2 separate regions of the Homo sapiens genome follow, and region 1 is linked to region 2. The links are chromatin loops, found by intact Hi-C in ENCODE. Cell type or tissue: natural killer cell. All regions are shown on one strand. Each heading gives the region's core, and the rest is flanking DNA. Links, peaks and the distances in the headings are about the cores only.

The links. Peaks named below come from ENCODE experiments on the same cell type or tissue, not always from the same donor. Only the 100,000 strongest peaks of a DNase experiment are listed, where the experiment ranks them.
Region 1: it touches region 2 in a loop (12-fold over the local background); 2 of 110 quality-filtered maps call a loop at or near these places.

The regions. Positions count from the first base shown.
Region 1 is chrX:129,750,907-129,759,947 of GRCh38, forward strand. It overlaps XPNPEP2 (X-prolyl aminopeptidase 2), which reads left to right. Exons shown (of 21, transcript NM_003399.6): 9 at 839-920; 10 at 1,244-1,439; 11 at 2,253-2,342; 12 at 3,566-3,675; 13 at 4,388-4,465; 14 at 5,578-5,649; 15 at 8,274-8,334. Among named protein-coding and RNA genes, the nearest start is that of XPNPEP2, 16 kb to the left of the region's middle. RefSeq lists an enhancer at 4,979-5,478. In natural killer cell, for the core only: a CTCF peak has its summit at 3,920 (motif pointing left); DNase peaks (open chromatin) are centred at 5,155, 5,645 and 7,365; H3K4me3 peaks cover 789 bases; H3K27ac peaks cover 3,322 bases.
Region 2 is chrX:129,632,807-129,641,847 of GRCh38, forward strand. No RefSeq gene overlaps it. Among named protein-coding and RNA genes, the nearest start is that of APLN, 18 kb to the right of the region's middle. RefSeq lists a silencer at 4,796-4,965. In natural killer cell, for the core only: CTCF peaks have their summits at 4,876 (motif pointing right) and 5,078; a DNase peak (open chromatin) is centred at 4,885.

The sequences.
Region 1 (9,041 bases), core at 501-8,500, 120 kb after region 2:
CACACTCCCAGCTTTAGCACCCAGTGGGACTCTACTCTTTCCGACATGGCTCAGGACTTCTTGTCTGATCCCTATGGCTGGGCTTCAGATATTCCAGGGACCCACTGGAACTGTGTGCTGACTGCTAAGTATCTGCATTTTTCTGGGGGGAAAAGATCCATAACTCTCAACAGCATCTCAAAGACGCCCACTCCCCCACCCCCCCCCCCCGGCAAAAAGATTGAGTAACATGCAGAGGTAGATGATACAAGCATGCTGTTGGTAATCTTTGGAGGCCAAAGGAAACAGTGGGGCAAAAGTGTCAGAAATGCTTGCCTCTGGCCGGGTGCGGTGACTCACGCCTGTAATCCCAGCACTTTGGGAGGCCAAGGTGGGCGGATCACCTGAAGTCAGGAGTTCAAGACCAGCCTGACCAACATGTTGAAACGCCGTCTCTACTAAAAATACAAAAATTAGCTGGGCATGGTGGCAGGCATCTGCAAACCCAGCTACCTGGGAGGCTGAGGCAGGAGACTTGCTTGAACCTGCGAGGTGGAGATTGCAGTGAGATCTTGCCACTGCACTCCAGCCTGGGTGACAGAGCAAGATACTGTCAAAAAAGAAAGAAAAGAAAGAAAAAGAAAGAAAGGAAGAAAGAAAGAAAGAAAGAAAGAAAGAAAGAAAGAAAGAAAGAAAGAAAGAAAGAAAGAAAGGAAGGAAGGAAGGAAGGAAGGAAGGAAGGAAGGAAGGAAGGAAGGGAGGAAGGAAAGAAGGAAGGAAGGAAAGGAAAAAAAGAGGAAAAGAAAAGCTTGCCTCAGGCAGATCAGCATTAAATATTCCTTGTCAATTCTCTTCCCAGGGCTCTTCAACCTTCGAGCCAGTGACATCCCCTATAACCCCTTCTTCTATTCCTACACGCTGCTCACAGACTCTTCTATTAGGTATGGCTTTTCCTTAGCTTGCTGTTGTGGACTTTCTCCAACTTCCACCCTCTTGATGCCCCACCACTGATCCCGCCTTAATATACAGCCCTCTGGCTGCCCATCAGCTCGGCGCCTGCTGCAGCACGACCCTTTAGAAAACCCCCTGTTGTCTTTTCCTGACTCTTTAAACCTCTGTCCCTATTGAATCCCAAATCTGGCCTGCTTGGCTCCCTGGGGCTGGCTTCCTTTGACCTCCAGGAACAGAGGGACTGTGACTGCCTCTGGTCCTTTGCATCCTTAGCAGATGCTCAGGACCCTCCTTGTCTTCCCACCCCACCCAGGTTGTTTGCAAACAAGAGTCGCTTTAGCTCCGAAACCTTGAGCTATCTGAACTCCAGTTGCACAGGCCCCATGTGTGTGCAAATCGAGGATTACAGCCAAGTTCGTGACAGCATCCAGGCCTACTCATTGGGAGATGTGAGGATCTGGATTGGGACCAGCTATACCATGTATGGGATCTATGAAATGATACCCAAGGTGGGTTTGCCAGGCCCCAGCCCAAGCCAGGCACCAATCCCCACTCTAGGCCTGAGAAGTCTTAACCTAAAGTGAGGTGAAGCCCCTCAGCCATTCAGTCATCTGGTCAGCCAACAACTGTGCAGTGAGTTCCCTTCTTGGCCTAACTGGGAAGAGCCAGAAGAGGAAACAGGGATGGCCATCCAGAGAGCTCATAAAATTGTCAGGAGGCTGGAGAGTATACGGCCTGATCTAGCAGAGACTTTGGAGTCAGCCAAACTTGAAAATGAATTCCAGCTCTGTCCCTAACTAGCTGTGCAGTGACTTTGGACAAGCAACTTAGCCAATCTGGGTCTTTTTCTTCACCTATAAAATGGCAATAAGAGTCCTGACCTCGCAGGAGTCGCTCAGTGGAGATCTAAAGGAGATAGTGTATATGACTGACACATGGTAGTGTCCAATAAATGGTAGCTGTCATGATATGTACAGGAAACTTACACTGTCAGGACAGCCTGTCGAGTGACTCAGGCCAGACTCTGATCCATCCCAGAGTGCTGGTGGGATCCGAAGACAGGGAGTTCATTGCCAAGCAAGGCAGTGTCAATCAAGGAAGCCTTCCTGGAAGGAGAGAGGGTTCAGCTGGACGTGGAAAACTAGGAAAGACAGAAAGCACACACAGAGTAGAGAGCATTGCCACGAAATGGTGGCAAATCTCACGTCTGCTGGGTCCTCCTGCCAGTCCTCTGAAAACACCCCTGTGCCATGGAGACCTCCTTTACTGTGCCCCCAGACCTGTGCCCCCAGACCTCCTTTTCTCCTCCCTGCCCCCAACAGGAGAAACTCGTGACAGACACCTACTCCCCAGTGATGATGACCAAGGCAGTGAAGAACAGCAAGGAGCAGGCCCTCCTCAAGGCCAGCCACGTAAGTCCACGTTCAGGCAGACATGGCCTTTTGGGAGTATCCAGCCTAATGAGTTAGAAAGGAAAGGCCTCCAGAAGAGCCTGAAGAAGACCCTCAATGAAACAAAGAAGCAAGCTGGGCGCGGTGGCTCACGCCTGTAATCCTAGCACTTTGGGAGGCCAAGGTGAGAGGATTGCTTGAGCTCAGGAGTCCGAGAGCAGCCTGGCCAACATGGTGAAGCCCTGTCTCTACTAAAAATACAAAAATTAGCCAGGCGTGGTGGCGATCACCTGTAGTCCCAGCTACTCAGGAGGCTGAGGCACGAGAATCGCTTGAACCTGGGAAGTAGAGGTTGCAATGAGCTGAGATCATGCCACTGCACTCCAGCCTGGGCGAGACTAGGTCAAAAAAAAAGAAAGAAAGAAAGAAAAAGAAATAAAGAAGCAGACACCAAATTATTCCTGGGCGCCCACATGCACCTCATATCCTTGCCCCCAATATAGTACAGTGGTTTAGAGCACAGGCCCTGGAGCTAGGGTGCCTTGAGTTCAAACCACAGCTCCACCCAATTCCTAACTGGGTGACCTTGACCAAGTCATTTTACCTCTCTGGGCCTCAGTTACCCCATCTGTAAAATGAGGATCATAACAGTAATCTTACAGCATATGGTTGTTGTGAGAATTCAATGAATATGTATATTGCTCTGAGCACCACCTAGCACATTCTAAGTGTTAAATAAGTGTTAGCTATAATGATTTCCTCACACTGGCAAGAGGATGGCTCAATTTTTAAAAAAGAATTCTTGTTAAAATTAAGATAAACCACCTCATTTAAAAAAAACTTTGTCTCATAGGAAATTTTAAACACACACAAAGATAAAGAAAATAGCATCATAATCTCCAGTGTCCCTTCATCCAGCTTCAATAATCCTTGACTCATGGCCATTCTTGTCTTGTCTATAACCCCATGTTCATTACCACCACAACCACCCCCTCTGCTGCTGGATTCTTTTAAAAGTAAATCCTAGATAGTGTGTCATTTCTGCCGTCAACACAGAACTCTTTCAAAAACAGGAACACACTATGATCATATATAAACACTAACAAGAATTCTTTGACATCAAATAGCCAGTGTTTTCAAAGCTCCACATCCTGGAGCCGCTATCTGATCTCCATCATCTTGGAGCCTGTGGCTGCAACCAGACCTCACCCGGCTCCTCTGTTTCCCTGCTTCCCCAACTCCAGGTGCGGGACGCTGTGGCTGTGATCCGGTACTTGGTCTGGCTGGAGAAGAACGTGCCCAAAGGCACAGTGGATGAGTTCTCGGGGGCAGAGATCGTGGACAAGTTCCGAGGGTGAAGAGCCACGGCCGTCCTTTTTGGCTGACTGTCTTTTAGTGTGGCAGTGGGGGCAGGGAGGGGGAATTTGTCCCCTTACTTAGCAGAAAGGAAGATCCTCCTCATATGCGTGCTGGGTGGGGGAGGGCTCTGGAGAACAAGGAGTGACAGGTTCTTGGGTGGTCGGGGAGTTGAGCAGGGGGCGTTGGATGATATTTCCCGCCCCGCTGAAAGCAGGACAACTCGAAGGGCCACAACCCAATAGCGTCCCCTAGTGTCTGCTTCAGGTACGGTCTGAATCTCCCTGGGGGGTGCTGTGGCTCAGACCAGGTCAGCCCCTGGACCACTTGAGAATACCAGGTAGGGAGGAGGATTCCCGAAGGCATGCTTGGCCCAGGTCAGGGCCGGATTGTAGGTTTGAGGTACAGGATGCTCTCCCAGGACTGGGGGAGTTTTCAGATACAGAGAGCTGGGTTTCTTCACTCCTATCCGTAAAATGGAGGTGGAGAGGAAATAATGTGTGTCTACAGTGTGTCCTCTGATCTTCCTCTATAAATGACAGGTCAGGGCTTGAGGAGATGGAACCAGGAGGTGAGGGCTGGGAGAGCCAAATGGTGTCCAGTTGAGAGGTAGAGGCAGCCATGACCTTCATTGGATTTGATTAGATATCCCGGGCCCAGCCTAGTCCAGGGGCCCATTCATTGACCATGCCTTGCCTTGTACTTTCCAGAGAAGAACAGTTCTCCTCCGGACCCAGTTTTGAAACCATCTCTGCTAGTGGTCTGAATGCTGCCCTGGCCCACTACAGGTACTTGAGGAAAAAGAATTTTCTAGGGCCCTGTTGGGGCATCCTGTTGTGTGTGTAGAGGAACAGGGTGAGGGGAGGGGGATGTTCTGGGACCTGAGTCCACGTTGAAGGTCCGAGGCCCCTAGCCCTGTGGGGGCTGGGAGAGGAGCTCAGTGTGGAGTAGGGAGTTGCCTTGTAATGAAAAGGCCTGAGAGCTGGAGGCTGGGGGACCTGGAAGGAAGACACCGATGCCATTGGATGCTTTTCCCTGGCTTCCCATGTGTTGCTTATGTTAGCTAATGCTTAAAGCTCACGAGTTCACATGGAGAGAGGTCTGTTCACTCAGCCTGAACCAGCCAAGGTGGGCCCAAGATACAGGCTAGCCAGGTGTTTGGCCCTATAGAAAACAAACCCCTGCAGGCCTGCCTGATGAAAAGCTGACCAGCTGCCTCCGCCTGGCATGGGCACAGCAGGGAGAGGTCAATGCCCTCCAAGGGAGTGCCTGACATGTCCCAGAATTCCCTCCCCTGGTGTCCCCTGGTGTCTCCCACGCCTTCGGCTGCCTTGCCCCAGCCCCTCCTACCCACTCGGGCTAGAGTGGCAGGGTGGGTGCTCCTCGGCTTTACCACCTCTTGCTCAGCAGCCCCACCCTGGAGGTATCCTCCCTTCCTGTGCTCTGCTTCTTCTCAGGGCCCTCTGCTCTCGGAGGCAGCAGGAAGTTAGAGACAAAGGGCCGGAGGGAGCATCTGGGTAGAGGCCCAGCTCTTTGCCGCTTTACCGCGCATCCTCGTGCAAGCCCCTTGGCCTCCATAGGCCTGCTTCTCCTTATGGAAAAGGAGACAGCTGAGCTGGGGGGTCTCTAGGGCTCTCCCAGCTCTCATATTCTGGGCTTTACCCTCTCTCTCCTCCCTGGGGACCAGGGCCTGGCTCAGCCAGGTGCAGGATTAACAGACGTGTGCTGAGGACAGCAGCAACGGAAGCTGAGTTCTCTTCCAGGGCCCTTTGGGATAGAATGACTTCCTCCAGAGGGACTGGCCTGGAAGCCCAGGCCCCAGAGGTCCTCCCACCAAGGCCTCCCACGTGACCCAGTGCAGGGTTAGGCTGCCCTTCTCAACATTCTCTCCCCTTCTCAGCCCGACCAAGGAGCTGAACCGCAAGCTGTCCTCAGATGAGATGTACCTGCTGGACTCTGGGGGGCAGTACTGGTATGTACCCCGACCTCACCCTAGCCTGGATGTCTCTGCTCAGACCTCCTGAGCCTGCCAAGAGTCAGCCAAAGCTTTCCCTTCCTGGGCCACGGATTCTTCGTCTGAAAAAGGAGAGATCTGGAATGAGCCCCGAACATCCTACCCATTTTCACACATGGGGGTCCCTGCACAGTGGGAAATACACAGAGGCTGGAATAGTGGCAGGACCCAGGCAGCACCTCTGTGGGAATTAGGAAAAGACTCCCTTTGCTTAAGTTGCTGTTTTTTGTGGGTTGTTTGTTTGTTTGTTTCTTGACAGAGTCTCACTCTGTCGCCCAGGTTTGGAGTGCAGTGGCGCGATCTTGGCTCACTGCAACCTCTGCATCCCGGGTTCAAGTGATTCTCCTGCCTCAGCCTCCCAAGTAGCTTGGATTACAGGTGTCCACCACCATGCCCAGCTATATATATATATATATATATATATATACACACACACACACATATATATATACACACACATATATATACACACACATACACACACACACACACACATATATATATATGTATGTATTAGTAGAGATGGAGTTTCACCATGTTGGCCAGGCTGTTCTCAAACTCCTGACCTCAGGTGATCCACCTGCCCCAGCCTCCCAAAGTGCTGGGATTACAGACATGAGCCACCATGCCCAGCCTCAAGTAAAATGTTTTCTAAGTCCACGTATTATTACACAGTCTGAGCAACTATACTCAATGTCCCTGCCTGGCCACACAAACACATATACCCTACTCTCATCCACTAGTGCACACCCTGGACACCCCCGCACCACCAACGTCATGCAGACTCCTCAGCCCCCTCTTCCCCATGGCACTGTTCAGGGTGGAGGTGGGGGCAGATGAGAGAAGCAACCCTTTTGATGGGCTACCTTTGTACAGTGTACAACCTGAATGCTCAGACATGACAGCCGTGCAGAATAGACTAACCTGGCCAGGCGTGGTGGCTCACACCTGTAATCCCAGCACTTTGGGAGGCCGAGGCGGGCAGATCACCTGAGGTCAGGAGCTTGAGACCAGCCTGGGCAACATGGTGAAACCCCATCTCTACTAAAAATACAAAAATTTTCCGGGTGTGGTGGAGCATGCTTCCCAAGGGAAACTGAGGCAGGAGAATCGCTTGAACCCGGGAGGCGGAGGTTGCAGTGAGCCGAGATCGTGACACTGCACTCCAGTCTGAGCAATAAGAGCAAGACTATAAAAGGAAGAAAGAAAGAAAGAAAGAAAGAAAGAAAGAAAGAAAGAAAGAAAGAAAGAAAGAAAGAAAGAGGGAGAGAGAGAAAGAGAGAGAGAGAGAGAGAGAGAAAGAAAGAAAGAAAGAAAGAAAGAAAGAAAGAAAGAAAGAAAGAAAGAAAGAAAGAAAGAAAGAAAAAGAATAGGCTAACCCCATTCCTTCCAAACGTGTGACTGATCATTCACACCAGAGTTGAGCTGAGCTGAGCTGACCTGAAAGATTTTCCCTTCTCATTGAGGAAGGAAGTGTGGGAAGCGTGGGGTGGGACAAAAGAAGGGCCGTACTGAACTGATGGAGGAGCAAGGAGTCCTGTGGAAATGGCGAATGTGCTAACGACAGAGGCTCTTTGCTTGTTCTTAGCACAGCTCTAGGGGATCCAGAGTAGCAGGCGCTCAGCTTAGCAGCCTTTGCTGGTCAGGAGTTCGATGCTGTGTGTACTTGAGATGGCCAATGAGCAAAGGGGAAGTGAATTTGTGGGGGCGTTGCTGGAATGGGGTGTGCTCAGAGTAGGGTGAGGCCGGGGAAATAGTCACCTCACTTCCTCTTCTTTCCTTCTGAAGAAGAAGGTCACCACACCCCATGACCCAAGGAGAAGCCCCAGGGCCCTGGGACCATTTCTCCCCTCTCCCTCACCAAGGCATGATCACAGGGGCCATCTGTGGCAACTGCTGCAGCTGGGAGTTGGGAGTCAGACCTTGGGACTGAGGCTTCACCTAACTGGAACTCAGCAAGTCACTGGGTCAGATCCGTGTTTGCCATGGAGAGGACTGTGTGGAGAGGCAGTGCTTGCTCTAGGCCTGGCTTCACTGAGGTTCAGAGAGGGAAACAGCCGCATGGCCTCAATGGCCTCATCTGTGAACTGGGGATAATGAGGCCTCTTCTACCATTCTTCCCAGGGAGCAGCAAAAGTGTCCTATAAATGGTCGACAACTATCTGAATATGAGAGTGTTATGATAATATAATCTCTCTGGACCTCAGTTTCCCCAGCTGTAAAAAGGGGACATTCCCCTTTCTGCCTCCCAGGAAGCCTGGAAGAAGCCTTGCTTTCATAACCAGCTGGACCCAAGGAAACCCAGACCTACAGAACAGCCAAAATGAGTGGGATGGGGGAGGAGTGTGTAGGGTGGGGAGTCACACTTGTCAGACAACTTAGTAACTTTTAACTTGATAGGTTTGCAGAGGCCTTTCACACATAGGTGCTGAAGAGGGGATTTTGATTATGGTAGCTGTCTTCTTCCTTTCGCCGTCCACCCATCCCATCCCAGCCCTGCCACTTGTGGAAAGCACACAGAAAGCACATGGCCCCAGTCCCTAGCCCCAGGCATTTGGCATGTTGGTTTTCCTTCTCCATAGGGACGGGACCACAGACATCACCAGAACAGTCCACTGGGGCACCCCCTCTGCCTTCCAGAAGGTAAGCATGGGCCCAGATTTCCCCTCACCACCTTCCCCCAAGGGGGCACCCAAGCAGTCAAGATCCCTTCCATTTCAGAGGCTAAAACTGAAGCTCAGAGAGGTTAAGTAGTTTGCCCAAGGTGACACCACTGGTGCCGGAAAACCCAGTGCTCCCTGCTGCTTCCCCGGGGATATTTCAGGCCACTGACAAGGCCTCAGCCCAAGCTGAGCCTCATCCTATTCTGGTAAATCAGTGCACAAATATTTTTTTGTTGTTGCCTGTGTGCCTGGCCCTGTACTCAGCAGAAAGGAGAAAGAAAGGCATCCCAAGTGGAGGAAAACGGCACAAGTGAAGCCTCCGCGGTGGAAAGGAGCCAGAGGTGTTCAGGAAACATCGAGGGCTGGCCAGCTGGGGCAGAGGCGAGGGCATTGTCTCTGTGCACCAGAGGGCCCTGGGGGTGGAGCAGCGAGCTGCCGTCATGCTGCATGCAGCAGGCCGACTATGGGGCAGACATTGTGCTGGAAACACAGAGAGGGGAACAAAATGCTGTCCAGGTCTCCAGGAGCTCACAGTTTAGCGGCGGAGTCTGCTGCCTCTGGCTGTCCTGCCCAAAGTGACAAGCCTGTGAACCTGTGTGGTGATGGAGATTGACCACATCGCCTCTGGAAGTGACCAGAAGAGGCCACTGTCAGGCCACCTCCCTCCGCTGACAGAGGAAGGCTAAG
Region 2 (9,041 bases), core at 451-8,450:
AGTCATCCCTGACAGGGCAGACTTAGTGAGGGGATGGGGCTGCAGCAGGCAGTAAGGCGTCTCTAATGCTTTGAATGCATTCACCTGCCTCAGCCCAATGTCACCAGAGATAGGCCATGGGTCAGCGTTCATCCCAGTGGTCCCTCCTGGAGCTAGTAAGGAGACGTCCCTGCTAAAGAGATGTTCAATGTTTAATACACCCAAGCTTCAGTTTACTCCCCTTGAGCTTTTGTTTTCTCATCTGTTGAAGATACCCATGCCTGTCTCAATAACTTTTTATAAAGAAGAGATAAGATGACAACCAGGGCCAGGCACTGTGGCTCATGCCTACAATCCCAGCACATTGGGAGGCTGAGGCGGGCAGATCACCTGAGGTCAGGAGTTCGAGACCAGCCTGGGCAACATGGTGAAACCCCGTCTCTACTAAAAATAAAAAAATTAGCCAGGCGTGATGGCACACAAGAGAATCTCTTGAATCCAGGAGGTGGAGGTTGCAGTGAGATCGCGCCATTGTACCCCAGCCTGGGCAACAGAGTGAAACCCTGTCTCAAAAAAAAAAAAAAAAAGAAAAGAAAAAAGAAAAAGATGACAACCAACCAGCATAGAAAGCATATCCTACCATAATGGCTAGCACTTAGTAGGTGCTTAAAAATGTCACATCTGGAAGGTTCGTTCTAAACATTTGTGCCTGCCCCCACAACGGAAACTTCTCTCCTCCCCAGATCCCCAGATCCATGAATAAGTGGAAGGGCAGAAGCTCCAGTGGTCTTCTGGAAGTCAGAGAACCCAAGTTAGAGGTCAATAACGTCCTGGTGGATTGGGAGTAACCCTACAAACGTGAGACTCTTGTTTTAGCTCTGACTGTCCTAATGGCTGGCGATGGGGCCTTGGGCAAGTCACTTGCCCTTTCTGGTTCTCAGCCTCTCTGTCTGGACTATGAGATGGAGTGGCCTAGACCAGAGGTTTTTCAAATTGTGTTCCACAGAAGCTTGGGTGCCTCAGGGAACTCTGTGGTAGGGAGAGGGATGAGACTGAATGGGTGGGGCTCTGGGCCCCTGAGCCTGCTTTGATGGAATTTATATGTGCCAAGGCTTTAAAAAAACAGTTTGAGGCCAGGCACAGTGGCTCACGCCTGTAATCCCAACACTTTGGGAGGCCGAGTCAGGTGGATCACCTGAGGTCAGGAGTTTGAGACGGGCCTGGCCAACATGGCAAAACTCCGTCTCTACTAAAAATACAAAAATAAAAATAAAAATAAAAATAACTGGGCGTGGTGGCAGGCACTTGTAATCCCAGCTACTACTCAGGAGGCTGAGGCAGGAGAATCACCTGAACCTGGGAGGCGGAGGTTGCAGTGAGCCGAGGTCGTGCCATTGCACTCCAGCCTGGGCAAGAGAGCGAGACTCCATCTCAAAAAAAAAAAAAAAAAAAGTTTGAAAACTCTGACCGCATGCTTTTGGCTTTGATAGGGAAAGAGAGCTCCTTGGCCACTTCCTCAATCCCAGAGTGCATGAGTTCCCTGGCCTGGGAGCAGATACACCAAGAGAGGCACTGGATCCCAAAGGTACCCCAAAGCTCCATTTTCTCCCACACCACCCATCCTGAGCTGTCTTTCTGTCCCAGAACTCCTCTCTGACAGTTCCAACTGCCCAAAACCAGGCTACTTCCACCAGATGCCCTGAGGAACAGTATGGCAAGGGGCCCTGGGCAGGGAAGAGGCTGAGGAGGAGGAACAGGCCCTGGCCACCTCTTTCCTTTAGGAGGGTACGACAGTTCCCAGTGGCCCAACCTCCCAGGGCGTTCTCCCAGAGTGTGGAGGGCGGGGGCCTAATCTGCATTTGGGACAAAGCCTACCCGGTGCTCGAGTGTTGTTGTCATGGAAACTCAAAAGGTGTTATTAGCATCTTTTCAACTCAGTGGCCCTGTGTGGTCCAGTCCATGCAATCTTAGCAGTAGCACACCATCACCCTGGCAACCCATTAGCCTAGTGTTGTTACCATGGAAACTCCAGTAAGGTCGATCAGTCCGGGAAGTTCCCAGAGGAGATAGGCACTGGGAGATCTGCCCAGCAGTGCCTACTCTGAGGGTCTCCCAGCTGACAGTGACCTGCTCTGCATACACTGACAGTAGTTTAGGATCTTTTCCGGAGCGAGCTAACAGTCCATGTGACAGGAAAGAATTTGGCCCTGCAGACTGGCAGGTCTATGCCTCGTTACCATGGAAATGCTGCTTGTCAGGATCTCAAAGCACAGTGCAAAACTAACTCTTCCAGGAGACTGAGGCTGGCAGGAAAGGAGGCTGTGAGCCTGTTCTTCATTCACATGCCCATTCATTCATTCATTCGTTCATTCAGTATTTAGTGCACGCTCATTAATACAGTGGGCACTGCGTATGTCCGAGGCTCTAACTGGAGCAAACAGGTGGGCTCACCAACTCTCTTCAATTGAAAAGTATATTGAGGTGGAGGGGACCATCTTACTTCCTGTGTCAACCTCCACTGGAGGAAAAGGAGTTGACATGCCCAAAGGAATGGAATCGGGGGGTCTCTGTGTGTCGAGGGGTACAGGGAGAATACTTGCTTTCTGTAGCCTCCTGTTTTTCACCTATCCCCTGCTTAAGCCTTCAGGAAACAGATCTTTGTGTGGTCTGGATCACCAAAGGCTTGGCCAGACATGCTAGAAGTTTCCAGCAGCCACAGCTAAGTGAAGTTAGAACAGGCTACGTTGGGAAGCAATGAGCTCCCCATCACTGGAGATGTACAAGCAGAGGCAAAAAATCCTGCTCAGTGAGGGCCATGTAGAGCCCGCAGAGCACAATGATTCAGAGCTCAGATTCTGGAGCCAGATAGCCAGTCTTCAAATCTTGGCTCAGTTTACCAGCTGTGTGACTTTGGGCAATTCACTTAATCATACTGAGCCTTGATTTCCTCATTTGTAAATGGGAATGATAAGAGTTTCTTCCTCATGGGCTTGTTGTGGGGATGAAATGCGTATAATATATAAAGCACTTAGAACAGTACCTAACATATAATTGCTCAAGAAATGGTAGCTTGTATTATCCCTTGATGGCCCAACTAAAGTCCCTGACAAGCTTGGGATTCTATATGACTATGGGTCACTAATCTTCCTGCACACGGAAAATCAGAAAGGGACTCTGGCAAGGGTAAGATTCTGTGCTGACCAGAGAGCTGGCTGAGGGTAGCACCTCTGAGCTTTGAGCTCATCACCACTTGCGTGCTTCCAGCAATAGTTTTCCTTTCCAAGTACTTTTGGATCCATGTCTCAATTGGGCCTAAAGACAACAGCAAAGGGCACAGTTACCATCCCCTGTGATAGATAATGGGAAGTAAAGCTAAGAGCGGGAGAGTGGCTCACCTACCAAGTGGCACAACTGGGATGGAAGCTTTCTCTCTGTCACACCACCTCACAGTCCCCAGGGCCGCCATAAGGGGAGGACAGCAGTTGGGAAGGAGCAAGTCATGGGCTGGGCGGAGGAGGAGCCCAGCATGACAATAACCTATGAAAATCAGCTTTCCACTGTCTGCACTTCTGCAAGGAGGAGTTGAGGCCAAAGCCAGGGAGCAGAAGGGGGTATTTCCTAGAAATGCGGCGGGAGTGGCTGGTGTGCTCCACCCATGGGCAAAGGACAAGGCTCGGCCTGCGTGTGAGCACTCACTTGGAGCTGAACTTGGAGCCTCCAGAGCTCCCATCCCTCTGAGCTCACTCAGAAAGCTTTCCCTTTGGGCAAAGTCCAAGGGGGTCATTCAACTGTGATCTGACACTTCTGCTTTCAACTTAATAGCTCAAGTATTTAACGGATGGCTCATGGCCTCACCAAGGGATTTTGCTTGCCGAGACTAGCAAGGTGGGCTAGTGTTTTCATGCCATTTGGAGGAGCAATGAGAAAGGATTGTTTAAAAAAAAAAAAAACTTTGCCTGAGAACAAGAGTAACGCCCTAACTCATGGCCTCATGAAGCTCCAGGTTAAAATGCACACGTTACCTGGGAGTATGGGAATTGGACAGGGGCAATAGTGAAAAATCTTTAATAGCCAGCAAGGTCTGGACACCAACTGATTAGAATGTTTGCTGGCCAGAAACACGCTATAGGGATGCACCAGCCCAGATAGAGGAAAACAGCAGCCCTGGATGTGGGCCTTGGCAGGGGCCGGGTGAAGGGAGGGTTTGCTCCCTGAGAGGTCCCATGAGCACACGCAGGAATCAGATCTGCCTATGGCCACCAGAAGGTATGAGATTTCCCACAGCAGCTGGTGGTGGGGGGGTGGGCAGGGTTGGTGTATCTGGTAGGGGGAAAACTGGTGGGAACATGGGGTTCACTGAGGGAAGAGCTCCTTGGGACAGCTCGAGGGCCAGACAGCCTAGGACAGTCCTGTAAGGATGCAAATGGGGCCTGGCCTGGCCTTGGAGACCCAGATGCTGCCCTCTGCCCTCACAGACTTCACCCCTGGTGCCTCTGGGTGGCAACTTCTCTCCCTCTCTCAGTGAACATGCATACGGACTATAATATGCTACACAGCGTGGAGCAAATATGCATACCCATTCGGTGTTCACACAAGCACATGCATGGAGCCCACGTATGCCCATGACCTGTAGAGGCATCCTCTCAAGTCAGTGGGGCACACCCACAAAATTGTTCAGACTCAGAATCTTGGAGCAGAAGCAATTTTAGAGCTGCCCCCATTAAAAAAGTCGTCTTTGATGAACGCCAGTCAGCCACTCCTCTACACACACTTTGGCGTTTGCTCGTTCTCACACCTCCTGCAGAACAGGAAAGAGGAGATGACCTCGGGAACTTTCTTAAAATGGCCTGTGCCTAGACTTGACGCAAGCCTGAAGAAGTCCCTGCAGTTCCAGGACTCAGCCAGCAGGGGGCAGCCTCTCATGACACACTGGGTTTCCCCCAAAGAATAAGCAGGCTTGGAGAAGAAAGAGAGGCCGACTGCAAAGAAAGGGAAACATATAAGAAGTTTCCAGAGTGTCCGGCCATCAAGCTGACCCAGATGCATGTAGCCAGCCACTCCTGTGGGTGAGGAATTCTCAGCCCCTCATATTCAGCTGGTGAATTGATAGAGTCTGGGGCAAGTTATCAGAAGAGGATGTCTTAGTGACCATAGTACATCCTGCTTGCCCAGCCTAGAGCCACAGAGGGAATCAGCCAGCACACAGGAGTTCAGTGGAATCTCTCATTCTGCAAGTCACAGCCTCTCTCAGGGCCTGCTTCGTTGTCTGTGAAATGGGTTTAACAATAAATCACATCTGCTTCCTCCCACCTTGGTGCTTTGGACACAAGCCCTGTGCTCCCTCTGCTGAGACCTCCTTTCTCCAGCTTAACCCCTACTCACTCCTGAGGTGTCAGCTCCCACTTCACCTCCAGGAAGCTTTCTCTGACCCCAGATCGTGCACTCAGTGATAAACTTCCTAGAGGCCTGTTTTTCGCCTCCAGGGCCCTTGCCACAGTTCCTGGTTAGACATTCGGTTGTGATTTTTGAATAACATCTGTTTCCCTCTCCAGGTATTAAGGAATGTGGTACAAAGTAGGCCCTCAATAAACATTCAGCGAATGCTGAGAAATGAATTCCCATAGCTCTTTTACAGATCAAAAAGCACTTTCACATGCAAACAGGGTGGTCTTCATGGTACCCGCTGAGAACGATGGGGTTTTTTCCCCGTTACACACACAGCACTCTCTACTGTACCAAACATTTTAACTTCAGAAACTTCAGTCACTAGAAGCCCGAGAGGGAGCCAGGGATTCTTACTTCCATTTTAGAAAAGGTAAAGCTGAGGCCTAGAAAGGTGAAGTGACTGACCCAGGCTTGGAACTTGGAGGAGTCAGGATGTTTAAGTCTCCGCATCCCATGCTGGAAGGTATGATCATTACATTCCCTCATTATCACTGTCAGCATCGTCACCTCCATTGTGGCTATGGCCATGCCTAGTCTGGTGAGGAGGTGTACAGTTGGCGAGCACAAAGGCTTTTGAAGGTGGCGGGCAGAAGTCTGGGTTCCAATTCTGGCCTCACCTGCAGGTGACCATCGGGGCTAGGAGAGCATCCAGGGAGGATTCATGGGGGAGGGGAGCCTTGGCTGGCAGTTGGAGGACCCGGAGAATTGGAGGAAGGTGGAGAACCTGGGAAGGGAAGTCTGGGGAAACTAGAAGAGCACTGGAAATGGGTTTTGGGTGACTTAGGCTGAGGCTTTCCCTGCTTCTGCTTCCTAAAAGATGGGTATGAAGCTCCCTCCCTCGCAGGTCCTGCTGAGGCCGGTGCGCAGGCTCAGGGCCAGGAGAACATCCCTGGGGTTGCGGGGGAGTGGTACAGAGGGCGCTGTGGCTACAACAGCTAATGAGGGATGTCACACCCTCACCACACACCTTTCGCTGGTGCCTCCCAGAGGAAAGGTGAGGACCAAGTCTTTCTCCACTGTTCCTCCTCCACTGTCCCTTGCATGGTGTCCTGCACAGAGTAGGCGTTTTTTTTTTTTCTTTTGCTGTTGTTTGTTTTGCTTGTTTGTTTGAGATGGAGTCTTGCTCTGTCGTCCAGGCTGGAGTGTAGTGGTGCAACCTCCGCCTCCCAGGTTCAACGGATTCTCCCGCCTCAGCCTCCTGAGTAGCTGGGACTACAGGTGCCCACCACCACACGCAGCTAATTTTTGTATTTTGTAGAGACGGGTTTTTGCCATGTTGGCCAGGATAGTCTCGAACTCCTGACCTCAGATGATCCACCCACTTCGGCCTCCCAAACTGCTGGGATTACAGGCATGAGCCACCACGCCTGGCCAAGGGTAGGCATTTTTTAGCTGATTGTTTTGGGGTAGGGGTAGGCCAAAGAGCTCTTTATAGGCTTGGGTTCTAAAAGTTTGGGCATAGATTGAGAGAAGGGGAGCTCCTTTTGAAACTTACACAAGGCATGGGACCTAAAACTTGACAGGCAATTTGGGAGTGGGAATGGGGGTGGGGCAGGCTGTGGAGCTGAGCTAGAGGGTAGCCCAGAGTAGAGGGAAGGATGAAAGAGGATAATCAGATCAGAAGGTCTCTGCAGTGCTGGAGGTGGAAGGGGCTGTGTGGTGAGATTCCCTCCTCCATCCCCCTGCACTCCTCACTGGGACCTTTTTCCTCCCTGCTTTGTTTATCCTCTCTTATCTTTCCATATCCCTCACATCTGAGGAGTTGGGAATTTCCAAAGGAGAGAGGAACTCCAGGCTTCCAGAAAGCTCAGGAGCCTAGAGACATGGGGGATGAAACCCCCCATAACGTATGCCAAAGTCACCAGCCTCTATCCCTACACCTGCTGGGGAGGGAGCCAGAGATGTCTCTGCCTAGATGGAAAAAGAGGCACCCTCTTTCCAACAGGCCTCTCACAGCCCCCAAATCACAAGCAGTTCTGTTGCCCTGGGACTGAGGGTGCCAAAGCGAAGCCCCTCCCCTACAGACGAGAGGTGACTGCAGCCCTGGAGGGAATGCTTGGCATTTCAGCAGTGCCTTTGCCTTCCTTTAAAGCAATGCCACCTTGTTTCTCTCAGTTCGTTTGCACATACCACAGAAGATCTTTAGACTAATGGCTTACCTTCTCAGTGACTCAGTTTCCTCAGCTATAAAATGGGATTGTGATGGGGACTGACTAAGTCAGGACAGGTGAAGTTCCTCAAACAGTGCTTGGCACATGAGAAGCGCTCTACATGAGTTTGCTAGGACTATCTAGCTATGTTCCTTAAGCGTTCACTTATCCTTTCTGAGTCCCACTTTCTTCATTTGTAAAAATAACAGGGCTTAGGGTACTGAATGATCTCTCAGGCTCATGTCAGCTCTGCCCTTCTATGATTCTGTGTGTTTAAGGTAGGGAAAGCAGAGATTGTCATCCTATGAAAATAGATGAGGGAGAACCAGGACCCCTGATAGATGAACAGACCTGCCTGGAGTCACACAGCCAGTTACTGACCAAGCTGGGGTTAGGATCCAGAGCTCAGAACCCCAAGTTTCACACCACCAGGCTAGCTCTGCAGCAGTGTGCCAATTTTTTAACATTCAGGGAAGATCAGAAAGCATTTAATTTGTGCAAAGGGAGAAGTATGGAATGGAGGTTCCAGCAGGCCCTGGGGTTATGGGAAGCTTGTGCAACCCACGTAACCCAGCAGTGGACTTCCTCACTGGCTTAGGTTCCCATTTTCCTGCCATATGCCTAATTCTTCTCCCAGAGCTCCTCCCTACAGGTCCCTGGGTCAGGTCCTGAATTGCCTCTGGAGGGCAGCCTGAATCACCCCCCACTGTTAGCTGGGACCCCAACAAATCCCTAGTCACAAGCAGGTGCTTCACATCTACCCACCCAGGTGTCCTGGGCAGGTGAGGAGGCTGAGACCCAGAAAGGGCCAAGGAAAGACTTTGCTAAGCTACCCAGCAAGCCCTGGGTAGAAGCAGATTCAGGACTGGAACCCACGTTTCTGAGCCCCTGGCCTTGTGCAGAAAGGAACCCCAATGGCCAAGCAGGTGTGCTGGAACAGGTGCCTGGCTCCACAATTCCAGACAGATCAGGTGCTAATGGTGAGCACTTAACACCTTTGGAGAGGCCTCCTGGGCTGCTGCCCAAGCTAAGCTTCTACAAGGAAAAATGCCGAGGACGTAATCTGTCCCTGGGGAGGCCCTAAAGGTTATCTGGGAGACCGGAAATTTCTAGTGACTGAGGCACACTCATGGTGGGAAAGAGGACCCTTAGCAGAAGCAGGGAAGCTATCATAGTTTGTTTTCTGTAGCCACAGACTGGGTAACTTATAAAAAAAATAGTTTATTTAGCTCACAGCTCTGGAGGCTGGGAAGTCCAAGGGCATGGCACTGGCGTCTGGTGAGGGACTTTTTGCTAAATCATGACGTGGTAGAATGGCATCACATGGCAAGAGGGCAAGAGTGTGCCAGCTCAGGTCTCTCTTCCTCTTCTTATAAAGCCACCAGTTCCATCATAGGGGCACAACCCTGATGACCTTATTTAATTTTAATTACCTACCAAAGGCACCACCTCCAAATACCATCAACA